Linked DNA regions of Homo sapiens: region 1 is linked to region 2. Evidence: chromatin loops called from intact Hi-C (ENCODE). Cell type or tissue: stomach. All regions are shown on one strand. Each heading gives the region's core, and the rest is flanking DNA. Links, peaks and the distances in the headings are about the cores only.

What was found. A loop is a pair of places that touch in the nucleus more often than their neighbours do. Peaks named below come from ENCODE experiments on the same cell type or tissue, not always from the same donor. Only the 100,000 strongest peaks of a DNase experiment are listed, where the experiment ranks them.
Region 1: it touches region 2 in a loop (2.9-fold over the local background); 46 of 110 quality-filtered maps call a loop at or near these places.

The regions. Positions count from the first base shown.
Region 1 is chr12:5,197,601-5,202,977 of GRCh38, forward strand. All of the region lies in intron 4 of LOC105369617 (a long non-coding RNA gene), which reads left to right. LOC105369616 (a long non-coding RNA gene) reads right to left here. Exons shown (of 3, transcript XR_931575.4): 1 at 4,066-5,377; 2 at 3,317-3,397; 3 at 556-682. Among named protein-coding and RNA genes, the nearest start is that of LINC02443, 43 kb to the right of the region's middle. In stomach, for the core only: CTCF peaks have their summits at 3,088 (motif pointing right) and 3,288; DNase peaks (open chromatin) are centred at 3,121 and 4,481; H3K27ac peaks cover 623 bases; H3K27me3 peaks cover 3,343 bases.
Region 2 is chr12:5,439,695-5,445,071 of GRCh38, forward strand. All of the region lies in intron 1 of NTF3 (neurotrophin 3), which reads left to right. Among named protein-coding and RNA genes, the nearest start is that of NTF3, 10 kb to the left of the region's middle. In stomach, for the core only: a CTCF peak has its summit at 2,935 (motif pointing left); a DNase peak (open chromatin) is centred at 2,897; H3K27ac peaks cover 374 bases; H3K27me3 peaks cover 795 bases.

The DNA.
Region 1 (5,377 bases), core at 115-5,114, 240 kb before region 2:
TGAAATTGATTTTTCTCTAGTGGGGAAAACACTGTGTAAAATCTTAGAATAACTAGCAAAGGAGACTGTATCATCGTACTAAGAAAGAAAAGTCTAGAAAAATATTTGCTATCTGTAATGACTGGTTTAAACATCTGCCTGAATGAAGACAAAGAGTCAGACAAAAATACTCCCTTTAGCTGGGAGACTCTGACTCCCTACTGCCCCATGCAAGGAATCTACTTGCAGGACCCCTTGGAATTGTCAGAGTCTCTTCCAGCAAAGTCTTATCCCTCCCTCTAGGCAGAAGAGACTGCCTGAGCAAGGGAAGATGCAAGAAAGCACATGCTACAGGAATGTGAGTCTTACTGCAGGCAAATAGCATGGGAACCCCCAAACAGCAGGCTCTGAGGCTTGTCTTCTGCTTCCTAAGGGGCAGGCTCCCCATCTCCAGACCCCGCTCCTCCCACCCTTCACTGTCAGGGTTACCCTCAGGATAGCGTCCCCTCTGATTTGTATTTGCTTGGTTCCGCCATGCACGATGCACTTCCTTGATTTTGACAACAGAGGCTTTGACTCATTCTAGCCTTGTGCGTGTGCACATGCATGCATAAGCTGAGGAGACATATACACATTTCATTGGCATACCTTTTATGATGTTGTCACCAAGCCATATTGTCTCCAGTTGTCAGCTCCAACATCTCTGTTATGAAAAGCACACGTGGTAAGGCTGCCCTTCTATTTCGTACATTACTTATTCTTCAATGGGCCAGAATGGGGAATCTTGACTTCTTAACTTTCTCAACCACAAACCCTGAAGTCTGCATATATTTACTAGGCGCTGTGACAAGAGCATTCAAGGAGGTTTTTTCCAGGGATGGAGATCAAGTGGCTTCCATTAATATCTATCATCTTCTCACAGCATCTCAAAGCTGCTGAAGAGAGACCTGTTGTAGGATGTGTACTCAGAGTCCTCCCTGAGACTGCCTGTTGTGGGAAGGACTTCGCCAGGACCACGACACAAGTTTGTGACTTTTTCAATCAGGAAGCAGCTATGGATGATTCTAGTGAGTGACTTAATATTGCTGCTTTCAATGGGACCCTTGGCTTGCTAGTTGTATCGCTGTGTAGAGGAGAGCTGAATGCTATCCAAGCGGGGGCCCCTCCAGCTAGGTGGAGGTTATATTAGCTCAAAGCAACTACAAAGATAGAACATTCAGGAGCTTGCTAGTAATCGCCTATGGCTGAACTCCCAAGTTTGGGGTCAACACTGGCTACGATGGACTCATTTTCTGGTTATCATGATCCAGTGAAAAATTCATTCCTTCCTTTAACAATTGAAGATTGGAGAAAGTCGGATCAAAAAAGGCAGTGCAAAGAGGTGTAGACTGCTTCCAGGAATGTGTCAACCAATTCCTTTATCTAACAGACTTTTCTGTGCTTACCAAGAAAAGAGGATCTCACTTTACCCCCATCCACACCCTAACTGGTGTAGGTCTCACTGTCCACACCAGAGCATCAGGCCTGAGGACTAGCCCCATTGCTCACAGTTATGAAACAATTATATTCTCCAGATGATTCTTGGGGGAAAATGCCAAGAGAAAAGAAATGGGGGGAAGGAGAATTTCTTAGGCAAGAATCTCGAATTTAAAAACTCCACATAAGATGTCTCCAATTTTCATAACTCCAAAAAGAAAATTTCAAGGAATTTAGATTATTTTGTCTGAATAACAGAAGGCCTGGGGGTAGAAGGATTAGAACTGAATCATGATCTTCAAGACTACAAAATACCTTTGTTCCCAAATAATGGTCTTCTTTGGCAATGAAGGCTGAACATTCAGGAGGCTGGGGGCTGGAAGATTAGGAGGCATGCAGTATTTTGGTAGGAAGTCATATATTTGGTTTCTCTGTTAAGTTCGTGAAAGAAAATGAATGAATCTCTACAGTGGAAATGACTGGGTTGGGACCAAGTGAGCTGCACGGCTCCTATCTGCCCTGTGACTCTGATATTTTCCATATGTGCCTCGATGGACAGACAGGTAATCAGGCCATTACAACAGTGGTGGGGAGTAATGGTAGCTCCTGCCCATGCCTGTGAGAGGCCCTCAGCCAGCTACAGGTATGGGAGATTTGGAGGAGAATGGTTCCCTTGGAGTACTCAGTAAGATGCAGCAGAGAGCATGGGGAAGAGCAGGGGAAGCCACAGATGTGCAATCAAGGGGACAAGAGAGCATCTCCCTTCCTCAAGAATATTCTTGCAGCTCCACGTGGCAGGGCCTGGGGAAATGAAGGCAGTGGAGAGACAAGAGGCTGGACAGTGAGCTGGTCCTGGTGGCGCAGGACTGGAGCCCACTCTGAAGCCACTAGCTCTATTCTAGGGACGGTGGGAAACCCCCTAAGAGCAAACTCAAATAAACCTGGGCCTGCGCATGACCTCCCACACCCAGCAGGGAATTCTGGTCACTCTTCCCACCTGGTTAGAACTTAGGAGCTGGGTGGGTGGCTGGGGGAGGATGCAAGGTCTGATTTTTGCCGTACAGCACCCAGAAAACTCTCTTACAGTCCTCTGAAGACCTTTTCTCCCCAAATTCCACTCATTCTGAAGGGCTGAGTATCTGCTGTGTCATAATTTCCCTGTCACAGAAGAGTTGTAAGTAGAGAATGAGATTTACATTCTAAGGACTATTCTGATGTCAGTCCTGAAAGGGGCCAAAGGGAACTGTCAGAAACAAATGAGGAATTAGAAGGACATAGAACACCGTTCCCTATGGGTAAGAGATTCCGGATCATGGCAGCAGAAAGAATTATTTTTTTCTGATATGAAAAATGAAGACACTGAAGCCCAGAGAAGGCAATGACTAGCTAGACTTTCACTGCTTGTGTTGGCCCAGTATGTGGGAGTGAGGGTGTGGAGCAAGGGAGACAGAAGCTCATTGGCTAGAGTGACCCCACGGCATCCTTTGCATTGGACAGAAATATAATTCCTGTTAAAAAAAAAAAAAGTGGTTTTTTTTTTTTCCTTTAGATTCTGGGGTCTGCGTTAAACCCCAGAACAATTTACCTTGTTCTTCCCAGAAGCCTTGTTCAGCAAGAGGAGGGAGGCCGAAGGCGCTGACCACTAGAGGGGGCGCTGCCTCCACCTGGCACAGACCACGGGGTCGGGGGCGGGGAGGAGGACAGCCACTAGGTGAAAGGCAGGGTCGCAATGGGTTGCACTGAAGTGTTGCTCTATCAAAGGCTTTCTGAACACAAGACATAACAAACCTTAAACTCTGTGTTTATGCCCAGGGATGGGAAGGGGACGTGGGAAAGAAAGACAATATGGAAACTCAGATACCTCTGGAAGAACTGCAAGTAAAGGCAGGGTGCTCCTCAGAGGTTCCTCAGAATCCCCAGTGCTTGTTTTGGACAGGAAACGCTGAAGGAAGAGCATGCAGTTAATCTTTTGATGAAGCGTTTTAGAACAAGTGCATTCAGATCAGATCTGATGTAGAGCCAGCTCTGCAGGACAGCTCCCTGTGTCCTGACAGGGGATGCTGGTTATCCTTTATCCACCGGGTTAGAGCGTAGTAGCTAAGCAGAACGTTCTGAAGGTTGTACCTTTTCCCGCTCTGCATAGCTGAGTGTGAGCAGGGAGAGACCATGTTCAGAGATGTCGCTAGAGGCTTGCTGGTAGGAGGAGGAATGGCAGCAGGGGTGAGTTCCGGCTGGTGCTCCCTGCTCCATTGTGGGGTATTGTGGGCTCTGTGGGGTCACAAGGTCTCACTCCTGGCTGGACTCACTCCTGGGAGGTGGCTGAGCTGATGCAGTGGTGTTCAGGATGGCAGCTGCTACCTTGCCTGGTCTCTTAGCCAGGTTATTAGTAGACTGCTAGCCTCTGTTTACCAGGAAGCAAAAGTGTCCCTCTTATTCCTGAGACTACTTCTAAGTTACATCTCAATGAAAAAATAACAAGAAACAAAATAAATGGGTCTCACTCCCACTGCAAACTACCCTCACCACAAACTATCCCCACTCTTAATTAGAGAGAAAATATGGTGGGGGCATAGGAACTGGAGTCCCATTATGCCTCCGCTCGGTGCTCACATGGCGATGCATGCCTCCCGTCTCTGGATTTCGGAGGCTCCCTGCACACAGCCAGGGTGTCTGAGGGAGTTCAGGGTCCTCTTGCTGCAACACAGAGCCCGTGGGATTGCTTTTGTGCGTCACAGGGAAAAGAGCCCTTCCTGTTGACAGACCCAGCCGTCCTGCCCATGATGAATTGCATCTCTACGAGGGGACTGCTGTTGTGGTTTTCCCTTCTCTCGGAAGGTTCATCCCCAGGTCTCGTGGCACTTTAGAAAATGAACTGCTATAATTCCACGCTGAGCGCACAGCCCTCCACAACCAGGCCTCTTCACTCTAATATGGCTGCTGGTTTTGTCACTCAGGAGGCCAGCAGCTGGTAGCCTTGGTGGCTCCTCCCCATCAAGGGAGGCGCAGAAGCAAGGGAGGCGTTCCTGCTGGCTGCCTCTTAAAGAAGGACTGCGGATGCTGATATTCCAGGGAGCCAGGAGGAACTGCAAGCCCGAGGGAGTGTGGAGGGGGGCGGAGCCTGCTGCAGTCACAGAGGGACACAGCAAGACCTAGGTCTGCTCCTGGAGCAGTACTTCCTCACTGGGTGCCTGAACTCAATGCTATTTATTTTAGTTTTGGTGATCCAATATCTCCAACTTTCTAGAACAGTTTGTCTCTGCCTCTCTCAAACCCACCAGATCATCCCCTGCTCTGAAAATAGAAAAAGATGGTCCCTATGGCTGTAGGAGATTCATAATTTATCACTTCATGCTAATTCAATTTTATAACCATACATATGGTTTTCAGGTTATCTATGGCTGTGTGAAAACTTTAAAACTTAATGGATTTAAAACTATAGCCAGTCTTTATGAGTCCTTTGTGGGTGAAGACATTGAGCAGGAATTGGCTGGTCAATTGTTCTGCTCCATGTGGCATTGGCTGGGGTCATTCAGTGGCGTTCAGCTGGCAGCTGGACTGGCCTGGAGCATCTGACGGCTTCACTCATTCACCTGGGGCCTTGGTGGGACAGCTGGACTGCTGGGCTCACCTGGTCCTTCTGCCTCTCTTTGAGCCCCAAAGTGTCTCTCTAGCAGTGTAGTTGGATCTTTCACAGGGCAGCTCAGGGCCTGAAGACCAAGGCAGGACCTGCCAGTCCCCAAAGTAGCATAGCATCACTTCCACCACGCTCTACTGGTCAAAGTAGCCACAGGCCACCTCAACTCAGAGAAGGGGAAATAGAGGCCATTGCTCAATAGCAGGAGTGTCCTATAATTTGAAGCCATCTTTAATCTGCCACCAAAGTCCATTTATTGATGGAAATGATTTATCTCTATAGACAAGG
Region 2 (5,377 bases), core at 288-5,287:
TGGAGCTGGACATCTGGTTTTGATCCACACGCCCACGAGAGGTGGTAGGTCCCAGCATTCTTGAGTCCTGGAATTGCACAGAATCAAAGTGAAAAAGAATATGAATGGAGAGCATGAGGTATCTTTAGAATTTGGAAGATGGCTTTCTTTGATAGGCTAGGGAACTCACACCATTTAGACTGGGGCCAAAGTTAAGGTAGGTTTCTTGCTGGGAGGTTGGGGGGCAGGGGTCACTGCTAAAGACTGAGGTCCCCAGGCTGTGTTTGATGCAGAGCAGAGCAGCTGTAGAGCCCTCCAGCTGAGGATTTGCCACTGCACACCATTCTCTGGGCAGTACCAGAAATAGAGAAGCCAAACAGGTTCTTGGGGTGGATGTTGCCCTGTTTGAAGATTGTGACTAAAGGCTCATTCCTTCTTCCTCCACTGATTTCCTCACCATCACTACCACATATACATCATCAAGACAGTTAAGGACAGGTGACTTTGTTCTGTTGCTTAAACATATTTGCATGTACAAATAAATGTTGAACACTAACCTAATGCCTATTAGACCATAGGTACTCAAAAATTATGTATTTACTTTGCTTAAAATAACCTTTCATGTGTAGGGTGATAATTTTTTTCTTCATATGGAGTATATAGCCTTTTAAAAACTGATAGCCAGGTTCTTGCAATTTACTTCCCCCTTCCCTCTGTTTCTAGATCTAAGACCCCAGCATTTAAAAATATCCTTCTCTGGCTCTAAGTGATCCCTCAGGGAGTTTGTTTCAAGTTCTCAATCTGAGATTAGTTTCATCCCACATCTAGAGGACCTGCTTCTAATGGTTCATAAGGTACTTCCACTGGGTTCAAGAGGAAGACACAGCTCTAGAAATCACCTGCTTTCCCAACAGGTGTGTCCCATGGTGGGGAAGAAGCCCAGTCCTCCTAACACCCACCTGGCTACCTTAAATAGCTTGCCACAGTCTCCCTGCAGAGAGCCCAGACTAGCTGTGTGACTTTAAGCAAATCACTTTCCCTCCGTGGGCCTCTTTTCCTGGAAAAGGGAGGAGTTGGACTCACTAGAGGGTCACAAGGACCCTACCAGTGTGACAGATCACATCTTCCATGACTCCGCTGCTCCCTCGGCCCCACACTGTGGCCCATGCCTGGGATTTTCAGGTAACCCTGCTGGCCTAGAGGACTTACATAGAGTGATTTGGAGGGGGTGGAGGAGGAAATTAAGTTATGTGATGCCAGATAAGTCATTGAACATACGGATGAGTGCATGTTTATGAAGCACTGAAGAAACAAGCTTGCCAGATTCGTGGCGGATCTTGGATTGGAAGTTGGGAGTATGCGAGAGGTTTATGTGGGATTAAAGTTGTCTGTGGGTAGCTGAATTCAATAAGCTAAATCAGAGAGATCCCAAACTCTGCAGAGAGATCAGACCCCGCCTCTAACTCCAACAGAGGCTAATTACAATTTTGGGAAGTCCTCGAACCACACTAGGTCTCACTTCCTCATCTATTAAGAGCTACTGACTTTGATTATCTCTAAGGTCTTTCTTGACTTATCATTAATTAAATTGTGAGAATTGGGAGCTAGTAGAAAAATCTGGACAAATGCGTGGATGGAGAAGGGGATACCTCAAATGGCCTAAATATAGAGGGAAATGTTCTGTACAAGTGATACGTTTATTCTTGAATCGGAGATAGCATTGGAGGATATATTCTGTACAAATATTGTGCTTCAAATGCTTACCCCTCCATCATCATCAATGATATTAAAATCATTGCTTAACCTGGGATATTTGCTTAACCTGGGAAGCCTCCCTGCATTTCCCCAGAGAGCCTAAGGCTCCCTTCCCAGCCTCCTGATGCCACTTAGCAGCCTGTGTTTAATTTGCATTCCTAGAATGTGACTTCACAGAGAAAGGGATCTGTTGTTTTCATTTTTGTGTCCCCCACCTTGAATAGCGACAGCCACAGGAATGTGTTGAGTGAATGAATGCGTGACCAGCCATTGTGAGCTCAGAATGTGCAGCAGCGATTTGACAGTGCCAGGAACTTGGCTCAGAGAGGCAGTGCACCTTGCCAGGGCTTCAAAACAGTGTTACCTTTATCCCCCTTTTGGCCTGTCCCAAGGCTAAGGTCATGAATGCTCAGCGCTTGGTGGCCAGAAAAGGCTGTTCTTACTCCCTTTTAGAGACCTTTCTTCCCCACATCTTAGCCTGCTTAGTTCTCCTGCAAATTGGGGCTCTTGGTCACAGGGAATCGGGTGTCATTGCATACGCATTAGGATAACTCCTCGTTAGACACTCGGAAAGCAACTCAAAACACACGTGTACAGATTATTCATTAAGCAGTCTGTTGGTGGTCACGTGCTAAATGTTGGGGAAGATGCAGAGATGAATGTAGTGCTGCTGGCCTTGGGGTCTGGAAACTGGTGAAGGAGGCAGTCAGGTTACAATCATAGTGCTCCAGGGAGAACAAGGGAAGCAAGGAAGATGGAATACAGGGTTCCCACTTCAGGTGTTGTTTTTTAGTACAAACCATGATTGAGAATCCTCTTGGTTCAGGAGCAAGCTGGAGGGTCCAGGAATGGTCTCCGCTTCCACATGACAGTGGTTTTCTTGTCCCTGAATTCCCAGGGCTAGGGTGATGGATGCTCAGAGACCATTGTGATGGGAGCCCTTGGTCCTTGTGGGGAGAGTCGGGGGAACACGCATGTTGTACAGGTGTTGGGGCTTGGGGAGGTGTAGGTGTGCATGCTCACCAGGGTACTTCTCAGAAGTATCCCTGCTCGTGGCATGGTGGGGGTGAGTCCACCTCAGGCCCCTAAGCTGTGCTTCTACTTCCTTTCTAATTATACAGCATGTATTGTCTCTGTGACCACTTCTGACACAGGAACAGACTGCCATCTACTGTCCACTTCTGTCCTGAGTCCCTCCTGCTCAAGGAGGCATTTATTTTTTCTCATCCTGTTTTTAATAGATCCGGACACCAGGAGAAACAGACGTGGAGTCCTATTTAGTAATTTTTTTAGAATTTAGAAGGGAGCCTTCAAAAAACATAGCACATCTGTCAGATGGTTTCCGTATCTGTTTACAAAGTATTATTGTAAGGGGCCACTCTGCTGCCACTGAGTCTTGCTAGCCGCTGTGCGAGGTGCCGTGTGGGATACCAAGAGATACAAAGCAAGGCCTTACCTTCAACAGCCTTGCAGTCTACTTGCGAATACAGTGTAGATTTGCAGAGAAGCAGACTACAGGATGTGGCAGTAGATATTTGGTAAGAGGCATCTGGGTGGTAGGGACTACAGAGGTTTTGGGAGTTTGGAGGAAGGAGGAGCCCTTATAGGCTGGGGGATTTGGGAAAGACCAATATGGGTCTCCTTTTAGCAATCCCAGTGTTTAGGAAGAGGCTTCTAAGAGCTGCGCGATGTTGTGGGACAGGCTATGAACTGGAAACTCAGGAACCTGGAGGGCCTGAGGTCTAGTCCAGCTTCTGGCAGTCCTGCCCTGTGACCCAGGGCCTTGGGTTCCGCATCCTCAAAGCAAGGCTGTTGGTCTTCTTGTCATGTAAGGGCCCCCCCATCCCCGACCCTGCATCATGTACCACTCTTGGATGCAGTGGGAGGTGGTTTCCTGGTTTCCAGCTTGTCAAGAGCAATAGAGTCAATTGGATCCCATGCAGGAAGGATACCTGGATGCAGGGCCCTGTGCTGATGACCCCACATGCAGCAGGAGAGAGAGAATTTCCCCAGGGGAGTTTTGGGTGCTGTTAAAATACAAAGGGGGGAAATGTTCCATGCAACCTCTGCATGCCACTCCTCTCCAGAGCTTTCCTGGACTTTCCTTCCAAAAATATATGTGCATGGTGCTTTGCGTCCAAGATAGCTACCCCAAAAGAAATTGTATTAGTATTCTAGCATTGTTCATAGCTCAAATCTAAGATTCCTTCACATTAGAATTCATTCCATGATTGTTTTTATGGAGGTTTTCTTTGAGTATTTGAGACTTTTGGTAGCTGTGGATTAAAATGAGGAAAAGATTGTTTTCTATAGCTCTTTTACTCCTTGTCTCTTTTTCTCTGTCTTTCTTAGCATTTAAACCACCACCAAGGAAACCTCCAGGGTGTTTATTGCATATTCTTGCCTTTTGATGTGTGTGTGTGCATGAGAGAGAGAGAAAAAAAAAGAAAGGGAGAGAGGAGAGGCGAGAGAGAGTACAAGAGAGAAAGATATTTTAGACTGTGGTCTATTAGCATGTCTAGGAAATCAAGTTGAATTTGGATTGGGTTACAGGTTGAGAGACCTCAGCTCGTCACTGTAATCCTCTGACATTTCCCTTTTACTTTTTGGCTCTTGTCTGAATCAAGAATACATCTTCCCGTTCCCTCTTCCATGTTTACATCTTCTTTTGGGGCAGCTGTATAAAGTTACTGTCTGTCTACAGCAAGTCTCCTTAATTCTTTTGGGGACTGCTCGACAGAGGCACAGTCAAGGATAGAACCATTAGAGACGGTCAGCTTTTGGACAAAGACAAAAAAATATGTTGAGGAATAGGAGAAATGTTCCAATTGTCGATTATGTGTTTTCCTGTGGTATGCTGATGTCTGTGACTGTTGTCCACAGAAAGAGAGCGTGAGCAGGGGCTGGGGCAGAGATAAAAGGGAGATTCTCCCCAAACCAACAAATGTGGAGAGAGAGCAGGAGTCCCCAGCAACAGATATGGAGCCAAACAACCCTGGGAAGTAACTAGGAAACTTCCTGGTGACCTGAGATGTGTTTTGTAATCACTGGTGAAAGTAGGAGGAGATGGGGTAGAGGAGAGTTACAGGTAGAGAAGTTCCGTGGGAGGAGACCCCAAGGTGAGAGAAAGCAGGGACTTAAAGAACTGAAAGAAGCCCAGGGAGGGGATGAACAGAGAACATCCCATATATCCCATATCCAGTATGGTGGAGAGGTGGGCGGGAGCCAACTGGGAGCTTACTTTTTTTTTCCCAGGGGCATGGGAACTATGGAAAACTCTGAGGGCACAATTAAGCTTTTGTTTTTAAAAAGATCCCTCCGGCTGCAGTGTGGCTCTGAATAAAGAGTTGTTCAATGAAGAAAGGAATGGCTGATGGTTGGATTGATGGAAGAATTAATGAATGAGCAAACGAATGCATGAGATGCAGAGGGAACGCAGCAAGCCTGATTTGATCTCTGGTTACTTTGACCAGTACTGGCTCCAGGGGCGATTATCTCAGCCTGGGAGGCCAGGGAGTAATGCATTGATTAGAATGTCTCTGGACACATGGATTAAAATATCTGATATTTTAGGGTGGTTGATAGTGGGGAGGACTTCTGAAACTTTTTCCCTCTTCTATGCATTTCCATCCTAATTTGATTT